2 separate regions of the Homo sapiens genome follow, and region 1 is linked to region 2. The links are chromatin loops, found by intact Hi-C in ENCODE. Cell type or tissue: heart right ventricle. All regions are shown on one strand. Each heading gives the region's core, and the rest is flanking DNA. Links, peaks and the distances in the headings are about the cores only.

Region 1 (7,256 bases), core at 2,475-4,974, 67 kb after region 2:
ATGACAAAGGGAACTCATAAAATAGGTGAGTGTGAAACGAATGGAGGTAAGTGGAACTATGAGAAATGATTCTAGGGGATGTGATGGTAGCACAGGGAAGGAAGATATGTTTGAATGGTTGTCTAAGGTTCTCTTGTGATCCTTTTGTGGATCATAATCATAATGATTGAGTTTTCACAGTAATATATGAGATGTGCTTCCTTCAAACCTTGTTATGATGTTGGCACACTATCCGTCTTACATAAACATAGGAAAAAAAAGTTCTCTTTCCTGCCAAAGAACAGGGGACAACAGAAATGGTGTGGGGAAACTCCATCCTAAGTAAAATGTTTTCAATTTAGTAGGTGTTCTCCTGTCCATTTATCACCACTTTGAATTTCTGTAAGTGGGGAGGGATGAAATAGCAGTCACTAACTCATACCCAGTTCAACAACTTCACCGTCTGAAGGAGCTGACCCTCTACCATCAGCCTAGCTGTCATCTGCATGTTTGCCTCTTTCTGCTCTGAAAACTTCTGAGCAGTAAAAGAAATATATGGTGGTCACAAAAATACGGTCCAGGACGTTGGAGGAGGGTCATATTGTGAAGAAGGCAAATGAGAAAGAAAGAGTTTCAATGACTTCAGAGTGATCCTCCACATCCTGAAGCTATGAGAGTAGCCCAGGGCACAATTGTGACATTGATTTCAGCCCCTACCCTCTAGCCCTGTCCTCAGTCTCCTCAGAGCACTCTTCTCATCTTCCTCATGGCTCTACATCTTTCTGTTCTCCTCTTACCTGGGTATTGCTGTGGACAAGAGCAATTCCTCTATCTTATCACCCAAGACCCAAAGTGTCACTCAGTGAATGTGACCAATGCATCTTGATGACAACCTAACGGGATACTTAGGAGGTGGAAAGGACTCTGGAGGTTGCCGGTTTAAGTGACTTTCTTGCCCATTGCAATCCTTTTCTTGCATCTTCTGGAAGATGTTAACCCTATGGCCATGACTACCTAACATTGTGTCTAGTGGAGAGATATTTTAAGGTCCATAGAAGAATTTTTTTTTCAGAAGGGTCCTTGGCCTCCCTCATTTCATGTCACCTTGGTCCACTGCCTTTCTTACAAATCCAGTTCTTCTAATTTAATTTTCTGAGCTTCTGCTAGGCGCGCCAAAGTGCAATGAAGACTTGTTTCTGTTTTTTATTTCCACGAATTTTTTTTTTTTTTTACCTTGTGTGGCAATGTTTTGGGTCCAATTCTGTTCTCCAAATAGATATATTGAAGTCCTAACTCCTACTATCGGTGAATGTGACCTTATCTGGAAATAGAGTCTTTGTAGATCTAATCAAGCCACCAAGTTTGTGGTAGTTTGTTCTGATGATTCTTGAAAAGTAACACATGTAGTAATAAAGGCAAAGAGGAAGGGCAACTGGAAGCCAAAGAAAGAAGGAAGAGGTTTTTTTCTTGGCTTAATTTACTGATGCACTGGTATTAATTTTTGATTAAAATGATCCAGAATTGTTCCACATGAACCCTTGAAAAATAATTCATGGGAGGCCGTCTCTGTCCGGATCTTTAAAATACAACATACTCTGCTATTTAAATAAATTCCCATCGCACAATAGTCAGCTGTTTTTCAGTGCTCTTGATTAACAATTGGGTTTGTTTTCCTTAACTCGACTGCTTTGATTTTTTGTTTTATTTTGCCTTTTAATATTTTATTTAGTAACATAAATGCATGAATAGTAATGTTCATTTCATCAAAATATGGAATCAAAGGCACTTAAAAATACGAATTATCCGTAATATATTTTTCAGGTCCAAATGGAATTCTATCTATTTCTACATTCCAAGACTCTAAAGAATTTACTCTCTATAAACAGCATTTAGAATGAAATCAGGTCTTGCTTAAAATAATCAATCTCAGTGGTTTCCTGCGTAGCGCTATTCTTTGTTTACAAACAGCACAAATACAGTTAAGGACTACAGTCATATGCTGCACAACGACATTTCAGTTAATGATGCATATAATATGGTTGTCCCATAAGATTATAATACTGTGTTTTTACTGTATTTTTCTATGTTTGGATATATTTACATAAACAAATACTTACCATTGTGTGAGAGTCGCCCACAGCATTCAGTACAGTAATTTGCTGTATAGGTTTGCAACTTAGGAGCAATAGGCCACTCCATATAGCCTAAGTGTGTAATAGGCTAGACCATCTAAGTTTTTGTAAGTGTACTCTATGATGTGTGCACAGTGAAATCGCTTAATGATGCATTTCTCAGAATGTAGCTCCGTCCTTAAATGATGTATGACTATATTTATATTTGCAAAACAAAACCTTTTTAAGGCCTTCAATTGTAATACATATCGAGTGCCCAAATTTAAAAATGTATGTCAAGAACCTTCACATATCCAATTTTAAAGCACGGTCACACTCTATAAGCTTCTCTAAGACAATCTCTTCTATTATGTTACTCAATTATCTGAAAAATTCAAGAGTCTTAAGAAAAAGTTCTTGTGTGTACTTCGTGCCTGAGCAAACGTTCAAGAATTGGGATACATGTATATTCTCATTGACCAGAAATTTCAATCCTTTTCAGAAGCCATTCTGGATTCTTTTAAATCCAGAATGGCTTCTGAAAAGATGGGATTTCTTCTGCTTCTTAGAGATGAGGGGTTCAGCTTATGATCAATGCAGAACACATCTGTTGCCTCTCTCTACAAAGGGACTGGGGTACGGACGTCAGATCTAAAGTCACAATCAATGTACTGCACTGCTCCACCTGTAGGATGTTTCTGCCCCACTTACTCTAGGAGACACACCATCTGAGCCTCGGTGATAATACAAGCACCTGGACTATCGCAAGTGCAGGGTTAGGACTACTCACTTGAGTGTGGTGAGTTCTGTAAGGGATGGCTGAGTAGCCTTGAGATAGCTTTCTCTCCGCGCAGCAACTTTTGGAGAAGGCTTAGGACTCGTGTCTGAGTCTCCACTGTCTTCATCCCCCATGGCCTTGATATAACTGCCACTCCGCATTCTTCGGCATGGAATTTCATCATCTTTACCTCGTGGGGTGTACCCTGTCCATTCATCTTGTGGAACCTATTCAGATAGAAAACAGATAAATCACTTTTTATAAAAGCCTACCTTTTTCTTTTCTTTTTCTTTTTTTTTAGATTTAACATTTCTATTTTTTTTTTTTTTTTTTGAGATGGGGTCTTGCTTTGTCGCCCAGACTGGAGTGCAGTGGTGCAATCTTGGCTCACTGCAAGCTCTGCTTCCTGGGTTCATGCCGTTCTCCTGCCTCAGCCTCCTGAGTAGCTGGGACTACAGGCACCTGCCACCACGCCTGGCTAATTATTTGTATTTTCAGTAGAGACGGGGTTTCACCGTGTTAGCCAGGATGGTCTTAATCTCCTGACCTCGTGATCTGCCCGCCTCGGCCTCCCAAAGTGCTGGGATTACAGGCTAACATTTCTAATTTTTATGAGTACGTAGTAAGTGTATATATTTATAGAGTACATGAGCTATTTTGATACAAGCATACGATGTGTAATAATCACATCAGGGTAAATGGGGTATCCATCACCTCAAGCATTTGTCATTTCTTTGTGTTACAAACATTCCAATTATCGTCTTAGTTATTTAAAAATGTATAAATAAGACCAAGTATTTTCTTTTTTTGGTATGGTGCTGGATATTGGTAATATAATTATCTGAAACTTTAGACATTAACCTTTCAATAACAATATTTTATTGTAATAGGCTCATAAATATTTTGAATATGTACAAATCCACGTCTCTCAGTCTTTAACATGACTCATGTAGTAGGAAAAATTAAAACCATTGGCTTTGAATCATTTGTACATCTCAGTTTTCTCATGCTGATAATAGTTGAGTCAGGCATAAGAATGCCATTTGAAAGGAGAGCAATTTTATTTGAGCTTTTCAGTGATTTGTTTTCAATTGCCATTTAAGATTCGGGAATGTTTACTGATTGATCTATGCCTTCCTTGAACCTTTCGACTTTACCATCTCATATCCAGTCTGTCTTCTTCCTAAACCAGTGGTCTCTACCAGCTGCATTTACTCCCCAGTCACTTATTCTTTCTGAATCTTTCTTAATTTGGATTCAGCTTCCTTAGATCTGCTTAAAGCACTCTCTAAAGGTTTCCAATGATCTCCTAATGGAAGATAATGGCATTTTCTTGCTTTTATTTTTTCTTGGCCTCTGCACACCCGTGCACACACATACACACAAATAACACCTCTTTGCAAGTTTCTCCCCTTTTGGCCTTCTGATTGCTTGACTTACCTGGTGTAGCTACTACTTGTCTGAATTGTTCCTTTCCTTTTGCTTTGCTGGATCCTACTCTAAGTCCCTAACTGTGGATACCACAACAAAATCATATTGTCAGTGCACTGCTCTTCTTTTTTCTTTCCACAGTCATTTTTTCTGAGTTCAGCAGAGCACTGCACTACGTTTTAGAAGCCATCTTCATGACTTTCTCTTCAGTTCCTCTTAGATTTTCCACTTCAACATGAACTCAACCTAGATCTCATTCCTTCTTCATTTTTCATGACGTGAAAAAAAATGCATAATAACCACTCTTTTTATTCATTAAGAAGTAACATAGCAAACATACTATAGTGGACAGAGCACTGCACAAGGCTTAAGTAAAAGAGACCAAAAAACGGGGAGGCTGGTTCTTGCCCTCAACATATTTATAACAGAGACGAGAAGAGAAACGAGAGTTAGCAGTAATGGTGATGGGAAAGGAGGATCCAGGAAAGGCTCCCTGGAATTGGCCAGGTTTGCAATGAGAAAATAAAAAGGCTTTTAATATTTTGATGTTAACTATTTACTGCTTATCCATTAAAATAACATGGTACTTCATTATTAACATTTAACTGTGCTAAAAAAAAATTGCCTATAAGATCTCATTTCATCAATACAACAACCTGTGCATATTTTTCTGTTTTTCTCAGGTGAGAAGCAGGAGGTCAGAGAAGGTGAGTAACTTGCCAAAGGACACACAGCTAAAACGGCAGCACTAGGGTTCGAGGTGTTTAACTCCTAAGATCAAAATTATATTAATCAAAATTTTATGATTTATGTCACTTTGAAACCTAAAGTGTTAAGAAAATTGTCCACAATAGCACACACACATATCAGACACAGATTTCTAAATATTATAGGTTCTAAGGAAGTGAGAATAGATGTTCTACTAAAAGAGCATAATTCTTTCCTTTTTAATTGTTAATTCACCTGTATAACTGGAAAGTTTAGATCTAAGAACTTCAGATTGAAGAGATGCTACTATTCATGGTCTTGAAAACAGTGGTTTGTAGGTTCTAATTCTGAAAAGTACTAACCAAGATGAAGCATCACCCTGCAGCATGTTCATTTTATTTAATAAATTCTTATATTGTGCTCCTGTGTGCAGGCACTGTTCTAAGTGCTTTTTAAATGTCAGCTCATTTGATCCACACAGCGGAGGGGTGGTATTATTATTATTCCCATTTTACAAATGAGGACACTAAAGTTATGTAGCTCACTCAGAGTTACAGCTAAGAAGGGGCTGAGTTTCAATGAGGCAGTTCCTAGGGCCATATCTTGACCACTGTTTAATGCTCCTTGTCTTTCTAGGCTGTGCTTTGTGGCACCTGCAGAACTGAGCAATTATAGTCCCGGACACCTTTGTGCTCATCACATTTGATACACTTGTCATTTATTAATTATGCTAGTAACAATGTAATGTTTTTACTTTTGTAGGTAAAAGCATCAAAATCACCACAGCAACAAAGATTTCTCAGGAAATTATAAATGCTGAGAACAGTCTTGTTTTCCTTGCATTGGCAGGTGACTCACTGCATAGATATGATCATCTTCAGAGCCTCATTATAGGTTTAGCAATTACATTTTAAAAATTAACTTGGTACAGCTGAGGGTCATAGATGACGCACACCACACTTGCTATTTCTCAATCCTGATGTGAAGTTCATAAGCATTGCTCTCTGGAGTATGTCAGAGACTAATGACAAACTGATTAGCTCATATGGCTTATGCAACAAAACATGGCAAATTTTGTTCAGATATTTTTTTCAAAGTTAGTTTATGGTAGAAATTTGGGCTCATACTAGAAACAGTCTGTAACTGTTGTTTAGGGAACCAGCTGAGAAGTATTTAACCTGTGTATCTTTCAATTAATCTTACTTTTCAAATGATAGCAGCTAAGAAGTTATGTGGAAGTGACTTCCATTGGAGTGGAATTTGAATAGTAATACATTATTTATATACCTAAAGGTAGCATACAACAAGATTACACATAAAATAATACAGTAATCCGTTCTAGGGAAAGTGTAAAGACAGAAAATCGAGACCTTGGAGAAGAAAAACACAACTGCTGAACTGTAAGGGCCATTAACATCGATATAATCGAGTCAGTTTTTAGTTTTTGTTTCTTAAACCCTAAAGCAAAAGGGAGACATTGCTTAGGTAGATAGTTTTAGAAGAAAGCATATAAAGTGATAAGCATACCAGGCCCAAAGAGTGAAATGTTACTGCCTTTTGATTGTAAAGAAAGGGAGAATTACATGGCTGCAGCTGCTATTGTGAGCTGGGCAGAGGTTGCTGTGTCTTTCCATTTCAGCTGCACAGAGAGAAAAGATTTAGGAAAATCCAAAGAAAAAGATAACCTTGCAGCTGTCTCTGAAAAGCCTGCGTTATTACTGTGGTGGCAGTTTCAGGAGCTGGAAGTCTTGGTAGAAGGAAAGCTGGAGCAGAGACAAAGAGTGCAGGTCCTCATTGATTTCAGGCTGGTGGGATGCCCTGCTTGTGTGCACCAGCTTAGGAGGGGGTTGGACTCAACAAACATAAACAAATAATAATAAAAGCAAACTAATACAGGTTAGATTTTATAGTAGTTATGGATGAGAAAAAAGGATTAATTGCTTTTTAATTATTATGTTTAAGCATTAGCACTCCAACAGAGATCTTAATTTTTGATGAAACAAAATGAGGATTAGTGTGCATTGTCTATTTCAGTGGTAGCCCGTCTATAACTGAAACCATATGTTATCATTCAGAAAACTGGAAGACCTGCCCTTGACTAAGAAATGGCCATAATCAAGTGCTAACATCCTCTAATTACAGGATAGGGATGTAGGGATGGTTTTTTTTTTTTTTTTTTTTTTTTTTTTTTTGAGACAGGGTCTTGCTCTGTTGCCTGAGCTGGAGTGCAGTGGCGTGATCTTAGCTCA
Region 2 (7,256 bases), core at 2,781-5,280:
GACGGAGTCTTGCTGTGTCACCCAGGCTGGAGTGCAGTGGCGCAACTTTGGCTCACTGCAAACTCCACCTCCCGGGTTCATGCCATTCTCCTGCCTCAGCCTCCCGAGTAGCTGGGACTACAGGCACCTGCCACCACGCCTGGCTATTTTTTTGTATTTTTAGTAGAGACGGGGTTTCACAGTGTTATCCAGGATGGTCTCGATCTCCTGACCTCGTGATCCGCCCACCTCGGCCTCCCAAAGTGCTGTGATTACAGGCGTGAGCCACCGCGCCCGGCCTTTATTTTAATTTTTGAGACAGAGTCTTGCTCTGTCGTCCAGGCTGGAGTGCAGTGGCATGATCTTGGCTCACTGCAGCCTCCGCCTCCTAGGTTCAAGCAATTCTCATGCCTCAGCCCCTGAATAGCTGAGACAACAGGTACACACCACCATGCCTGGCTAATTTTTGTACTTTTTGTAGAGATGGGGTTTTGCTATGTTGGCCAGGCTGGTCTTGAACTCCTGGCCTCAAGTGACCTGCCTGCCTCGGCCTCCCAAAGTGTTGGGATTAAAGGCATGAGCCACTGTGCCCGGCCAATGTTAGTTATTTTTAAAGTTTCTTTTCACATGGTATTAGTGCGATTTTTCTTTCTTTATTAGATTTCTTTCATTTTGGCTGTAACATTGTTCCTAATTAAATAAATTAAAGTTGATAGGGAAAAAGATGTATGCCCCCATAGCCGCTATTATTTATCATCCTAGCCAGTGAAATCAGAAAATTTTGAAAAATAAGTAATATAAACATTGTAAAGAGATAAGATTTGAGTATTTATAGATTATGTAATCAATTATCTGTAAAGTAAGAGAAAATCATCTGAAAAACCATGAGAACTTTTAAGGGAAATCCTCAAGGTAGCTAGATACAAGGTAACAATACATAAATTAACAGCTTTTCCACGTAACATCAAATAAAATTTTAATGAAAAAAATTCCCTTTAAAATTGCAAAACATAAAATACACAGAAATTACAAAAAAGAAACGCATCAAATTTTATGAAGAAAATGATAAAATTTATGGAAGGCACTAAGTAAGTGCTAAATTAATGCAAAAAACCCCCACAACAATTTTCCTGTAAAAAAACTTAAATTTTCCCTAAATTTATCTATAAATTTAACGTAATTGCGACAAAAATCTCCATGTCAATTTTACCTTTTTTCTCTTTTTGAGATGGAGTCTCACTCTGTCGCCCAGGTGGAGTGTAGCTCACTGCAACCTTCACCTCCTGGGTTCAAGTGATTCTCCTGCCTTAGCCTCCCGAGTAGCCGGAATGACACACGCACGCCACCGCGGCCGGCTAATTTTTGTATTTTTAGTAGAGATGGGGTTTCACCATGTTGGCCCGGCTGGTCTCAGACTCCTGACCTCAAGTGATCTGCCCACCTTGGCCTCCCAAAGTGTTGGGATTACAGGCATAAGCCACTGCCCCATAAATCTCCATAGAAATTTTATTCAAATGTAACAAACTCATTTTAAAGTTTATATAAGATTCAGAGCAGCATTATTCATAACAGACAAAAGGTGGAAGCAACCCAAATGTCTAACTCTGAGTAGATGAAATGTGGTAAATGAACTATTTGACTAAAAAAAGGAATGAAGTATTGATACATGCTATAATATAGATGAACTTTGAGAACATCATGCTAACTGAAAGAAGCCTCATATTACAAAAGACCACATATTACATGATTCTACTTACATGAAATGTCCAGAATAGGCAAATCGCTAAAGATAGAAAGTAGGTGAGTGGTTGACTAGAGCTGGGCGGGGAAAGCATAGGAAGATGGTGGCATTAGGAAGTGATATCTGAAGGGTATGGAGTTTCTCTTTGCAGTGATAAAACAGTTCTAAAATTAGTTATAGTGTTGGTTGCACAACTCTGAATATATGAAAATCATTAAATTGTACACTTGAAAATGGTGAATTATATGTTATGTGTATTATATTTCCACAAAACCGTTGTAAAAAATTACGTGAGTCCTCAAAATAATCAGATTTCCTTACGGAGTTTAGAGGGTAGACTAAACTGGGCAATACTAGAGAAAGAAGGCCAGTTAAGGTGGTTGCAATGTTGCTATAATCTAAACAAGGGAAAAGGGCTCAGTTAAGTATTAGTGGTAGTAGAGAGGAAGAGATAGATTTGAGAATCCACACGAAAATTAAATGTGGTTGATGAGTAAGGAGGTCTAAAGGTTCTAAGAACAGCCAGAAAATAAAAATAAATAAAAAACAAGGGGAGGAATGCCCTTTATCTGATCTCAGCTATATTTTATTTTTTATTTTTATTTATTTTTTTGAGATGGAGTCTTGCTTTATTGCCCAGGCTGGAGTGCAGTAGTGCGATCTCAGCTCACTGCAATCTCTGCCTCCTGGGTTCAAGCGATTCTCCTGCTTCAGCCTCCAGAGCAGCTGGGATTACAGGAACATGCCATCAAGCCCAGCTAATTTTTGTATTTTTGTAGAGAAGGGGTTACACCATGTTGGCCAGGCTGGTCTTGAACTCCTGACCTCAAGGGATCTGCCCACCTTGGCCTCCCCAAGTGCTGGGATTACAGGAGTGTGCCACCATGCCCGGCCTCAGCTATACTTTATAGCTGCAATGATGAAAATGGGTCATGTTAGTAAAGGAACTGACAAAGCAGTAGAATGAAATAAGGACTCCAGAAACAGAACTAAGTATGTGTTTGAATATAATATATTGCAAACGTGGCAGTTGGAATAGGCAAGGAAAAGATCAAGTATTTAATAATGGAGTTAGACCTTTTTTGCCTCCACTTGGGGAAAAATGAATTCCTACTAAGCATATAGATGAAAAATAATATTTTAAAAACTTAAAGTTCTCCAATACAATATAGATTATATTTTATAATCTCAATTTCTATACTTAAACAATTTAAAGAGAAATTTATCAATGTTTTATGAATAAAAAAACCTATAAAGCCTTATGGAAGGCAATAAAGAAGGCCTAAAGAAATGCAAAGGAATATGGTAGAGAAAGACTTTAGAAGCATCGTGGTAAACTTAGATGCCATAAAGAGAAAGGTTAATGAATGGAAGTACATGAAAATTTAAAACTTTTGTTCAGCCAAAGATCCTGTCAACAATGTTAAGAAAAATAGTCATTGTGTATAAGAACATATTTGCAACACTAAGCAGCAAAAAGGGTTCACATGCATAATATTTAAATTATGAATAAAAATAATGAAACCAACACAATAAAAAATGGTCAAAGCCTATAAAGAGGGAATCATAAGAAAATAAATATATAAATTCACAGGAAAGTAACTTTATATATCACCAAGCATATGACAAAATGCTCGATCTCACTAGTAATTAGAGAAATGTGGATTTTAAAAAACATACATTTACACATTACATTCATGTACATCCATCTTGATGTCCTCAAATTGTAAAGATATTCCCTATATTCTAAGTGTCCTCTTAGTAGCATTGTGTACGATTGCATCTATTCTTAAAGCTTGTATGGAATTACTTAATATATAACAGCCAAAAACTATTCTTAATAATACTAAACCCTGAGAATGTGATAAGCAACCACTTTTTGCAGCTGCACTGAGGGAGAAACCAAATTAAGACAGATCTAGAATATAACATCGAAAGTAAATCTCTTATTGCATTTTACTGTTACAAAAGATAAACTAGGCTGGGTGCAGTGTGGCTCACACCTGTAATCCTAGCACTTTGGGAGGTCTACGTGGAAGGAACTCTTGAGCCCAGACCAGCCTGGGCTACATAGTGAGGCCCTGTCTGTATTTTTTAATATAAAAAAGTAAAAGAAAAAAATTGTTCTAGAAATGTGCCCTATGGATCCTTCAAGTAGTGGTCAAACATGAAAATAGTTTGCCAGGTCAAGGTAATATTTTCCATGTGTTACGTGCTATTATGGTGATTCCAGCTGCATCGCTTTATAATACCAATGCCAAAAATTTCAACCAACAAACAAACTGAAAAATTCGTTTTCCTTTTAAGATCTTTTTTAGAAAAAGAGAATCGTAGCTGGAAGCATTTATAACCTAAAGTTCACTTCTCTTTAGAACTTGCGCATTAGATGACAAATGTGTTTCTTTGACTATTTTGCAACCTGACCCAGAGCAATGATATTGCCAACATAAATGATGATGCCATTCCAAATGTTATCAGGGCAGTGACGGGAGTGGCTGTTTCATAAATGGTGTATATTCAAAGAAGAAGTGAAAGTCCGGCGTTTTGAAAAATGAGCGTCTGCTGGCTGAATGGGGAAATGAGGCATCATTGCAACAATCATTCACTCTGGCCACTCGTTATGAAATAAGGCACAATTCCCAAATTTCAAAGTGAAACATCATTCAGAAGGAATTGAATAGTTCTTCTCTGGTGAGTCATTCCTGATAAAACAATGCATACATTAATAACACACAAAATATAAGGAAATGAACTGTTTTATCTTGCCCACTTATAGAACAGAGCCCTCCGCTATCAATATAAAGGTTACTATATGCCCATGTGCTCCGGATGCAGAAACGCTCATTAAATAAACACCAAAATAGTGCATCGATGACTTTGTCTTTACCTCAAAAGAAAGTTGATCTGCTCAGAAGAAAGACAGTGTGCATATTCAGAAACATTAACTCTCTCATGTTACGTTAATTATTTCCAATGTTGGTCTAACGAAATGGCACTCTTCTTTTTCCATCCTTCTCCCTAAATTACTTATGCTAAGTTAACTTTTCCTAGCTTATCAGAACTAAAGGGAGATTTTGATTTTTTGGGCTGGGAGGTCCCATTCATTATCATGACTTTAAAGTACAACCAATAATGGGAAGTTCTTAGGTGACAGTGAGCCAACCACACAAACAAGCTTGACCCTTTGTATCCGGAAGGCTGCCATTGCGAAGAAGAGCGTGTACAGTAATCATCAGACCACAAAGTTTTAAACCAGTGTCTCAAAAGACAAAATGACTAACTTTGCAACATATTACTGGAAATAACTTCAGATGGCTGGGATGCTTTTTCCCCCAAAGAAGGAAATGCTTCCAGGTTATGGAGTCTAATGGGAGAATCTTTGGAGGTGATGGACCATCTTATGGAGCCATCTGCACCCTAAGTTTTGTTCATTTTCACGTTGTCTTCTCTCTGACTTACAAAAGTATTGGAATGTAAGGCTCTTCCATGGGACCCAGAGGAAACATTTTATGGCCTCAGGAGGTTAATCTAACTTCATTGTATTTCAAAAATGAACGTATTTGGCCTTGGTCATGACACTTTTATCAAATCATACTCATAAACATTAATGGCTTAAACTGAGAGGCTTTGATCCCTTGGGCTTTGGTGTGGACAATGGTACTTAGTAGGTGACAGTTCTCTGTTGAACTAGTTTCAGGGAATCAAACACAGGGCATTTTAGTAGTCAATCTGCTTTGGTAAAACGAAGCCTTTCTTTTCAGTAACCTTACCTATAATGGCTTTATAATCCGTATAGAAATGTAACTTTCATTAAAGTTGTTTACTTTTGTAGTTGCCTCTTGAGTTATTTCTACTTTATAATAATACCTGACATTTGTTACCATTTATCCAATGCCTGGCTACTGTTAGATAAAGAAATCATGACTTTGAGAGATCACATAGTGTTGAAGGTAATTCCAATGGAAACTTGGCCTTTTAACTTCCACATTCCTATTCTGTCTTCTCCTTCTCCTTCTCCTCCTCCTCCTCTTCCTCCTCCTCCTTCTTCTTCTTCTTTTTTTTTTTTTTTTTTTTTGACAGAGTCTCACTCTGTTGCCCAGGCTGGAGTGCAGTGGTGCAATCTCAGCTCACTGCAACCTCTGCTTCCTGGGTTAAAGTGATTCTCCGCCTCAGCCTCCCAAGTAGCTGGGATTACAGGCGGATGCCACCACACCCAGCTAATTTTTTTTGTATTTCTAGTAGAGAGGGGGGTTTCACCATTTTGGTCAGGCTGATCTTGAACTCATGACCTCAAGTGATCTGCCTGCCTTGGCCTCCCAAAGTGCTGGGATTACAGGGGTGAGCCACTGCGCCCGGCCAACATCTCCTTCTATTTCTTGGGGAATCCAGCCTGGATTCTCATTTGGGTTCCTCTTCCTCTAACTTGCCCTTACATGCTTTTATTCCCTAATACTTTATAATTGTTTATATTCTGTTTTTATTGTACATTCTGTTTATGGACAATCTCATCTCCTCAATGGCTTCTACTACCAACCTTATGCTAATCACTCCCAAATCTATTTGTAGTCTAGAGATCTCTTGAACTTCAAAACTGAAGTTTTAAGTAACTACTGTACATTTCTATCCAGATGTTCCACAAGTACCAAAAAATTGTCATGAACCCCAAATGAACACATACCTTTCTCCTCAAATTTTCTTATTTTTTTAATCCACATTGAGATGAATGGCACTGAAATCTACCCAGTCAACCAAACTAGAAATCCAGAAATTTATCCTGTCTCTTTTTCTTAACTGTCCAAATCCAGCTGATAATCATATTTTCTTGTTTCTACTTCCTATATACATTTAAATATGGTTTCTTCTCTCTCTTTCCTTGTTTCCAACTTTTTGGATTTGGGGTTACATGTGCAGGTTTGCTACATGAATATATTGTGTGTGATACTGAGGTTTTGGGGTATGAGTGATCTCATCACCCAGGTAGTGAGCACCACAGTACCCAACAGTTAGTCTTTCGACCCTTGTCCCCTCCCTCCATCCCCTCTCTAGTAGTCCCCAGAGTCTGTTGTTGCCATCTTCATGTCTGCGTGTACCCACTGTTTAGCTCCCATTTATAAGTGACAACATGTGGCATTTGGTTTTTGTTTCCTGCGTTAATTTGCTTCAGATGATGGCTTCCAGCTGCATCCATGTTGCTGTGAAGGACATGATTTCATTGTTATGGCTGTGTAGTATTCCATGGTGTGTATGCACCATATTTCTTTATCCAGCCCACTGCTGATAGGCACCTAGATTGATTCCATGTCTTTGCTATTGTGAACAGTGCTGCAATAAACATACACGTGCATGTGTCCTTTTGGTAGAAGGATTTATTTTCCTTTGGATATCTACCTGGTAGTGGGATTGCTGGGTCGAATGGTAGTTCCATATTCAGTTCTTGCCTCTCTCTCCTTCAGCACTTCTTGGTCTACTGCTTCCTCAGTCCAGGCTTCACCTTGGTTCTCCTAACCATGCTCCTATCATGAGTCCTGTATCCTTG

Evidence for each region. Peaks named below come from ENCODE experiments on the same cell type or tissue, not always from the same donor. Only the 100,000 strongest peaks of a DNase experiment are listed, where the experiment ranks them.
Region 1: a loop joins it to region 2, with 5 times the contacts of the local background. A loop is called at or near these places in 1 of 110 quality-filtered maps.

Annotation. Positions count from the first base shown.
Region 1 is chr18:3,811,179-3,818,434 of GRCh38, forward strand. DLGAP1 (DLG associated protein 1) reads right to left here. Exons shown (of 13, transcript NM_004746.4): 5 at 2,881-3,095. It overlaps LOC124904368 (small nucleolar RNA U13), which reads left to right and starts at 139; the gene lies at 139-242. In heart right ventricle, for the core only: no CTCF peak of the experiment used is centred there; no DNase peak of the experiment used is centred there.
Region 2 is chr18:3,743,375-3,750,630 of GRCh38, forward strand. The region is part of intron 5 of DLGAP1 (DLG associated protein 1); the gene reads right to left. Among named protein-coding and RNA genes, the nearest start is that of DLGAP1-AS6, 94 kb to the left of the region's middle. In heart right ventricle, for the core only: no CTCF peak of the experiment used is centred there; a DNase peak (open chromatin) is centred at 4,261.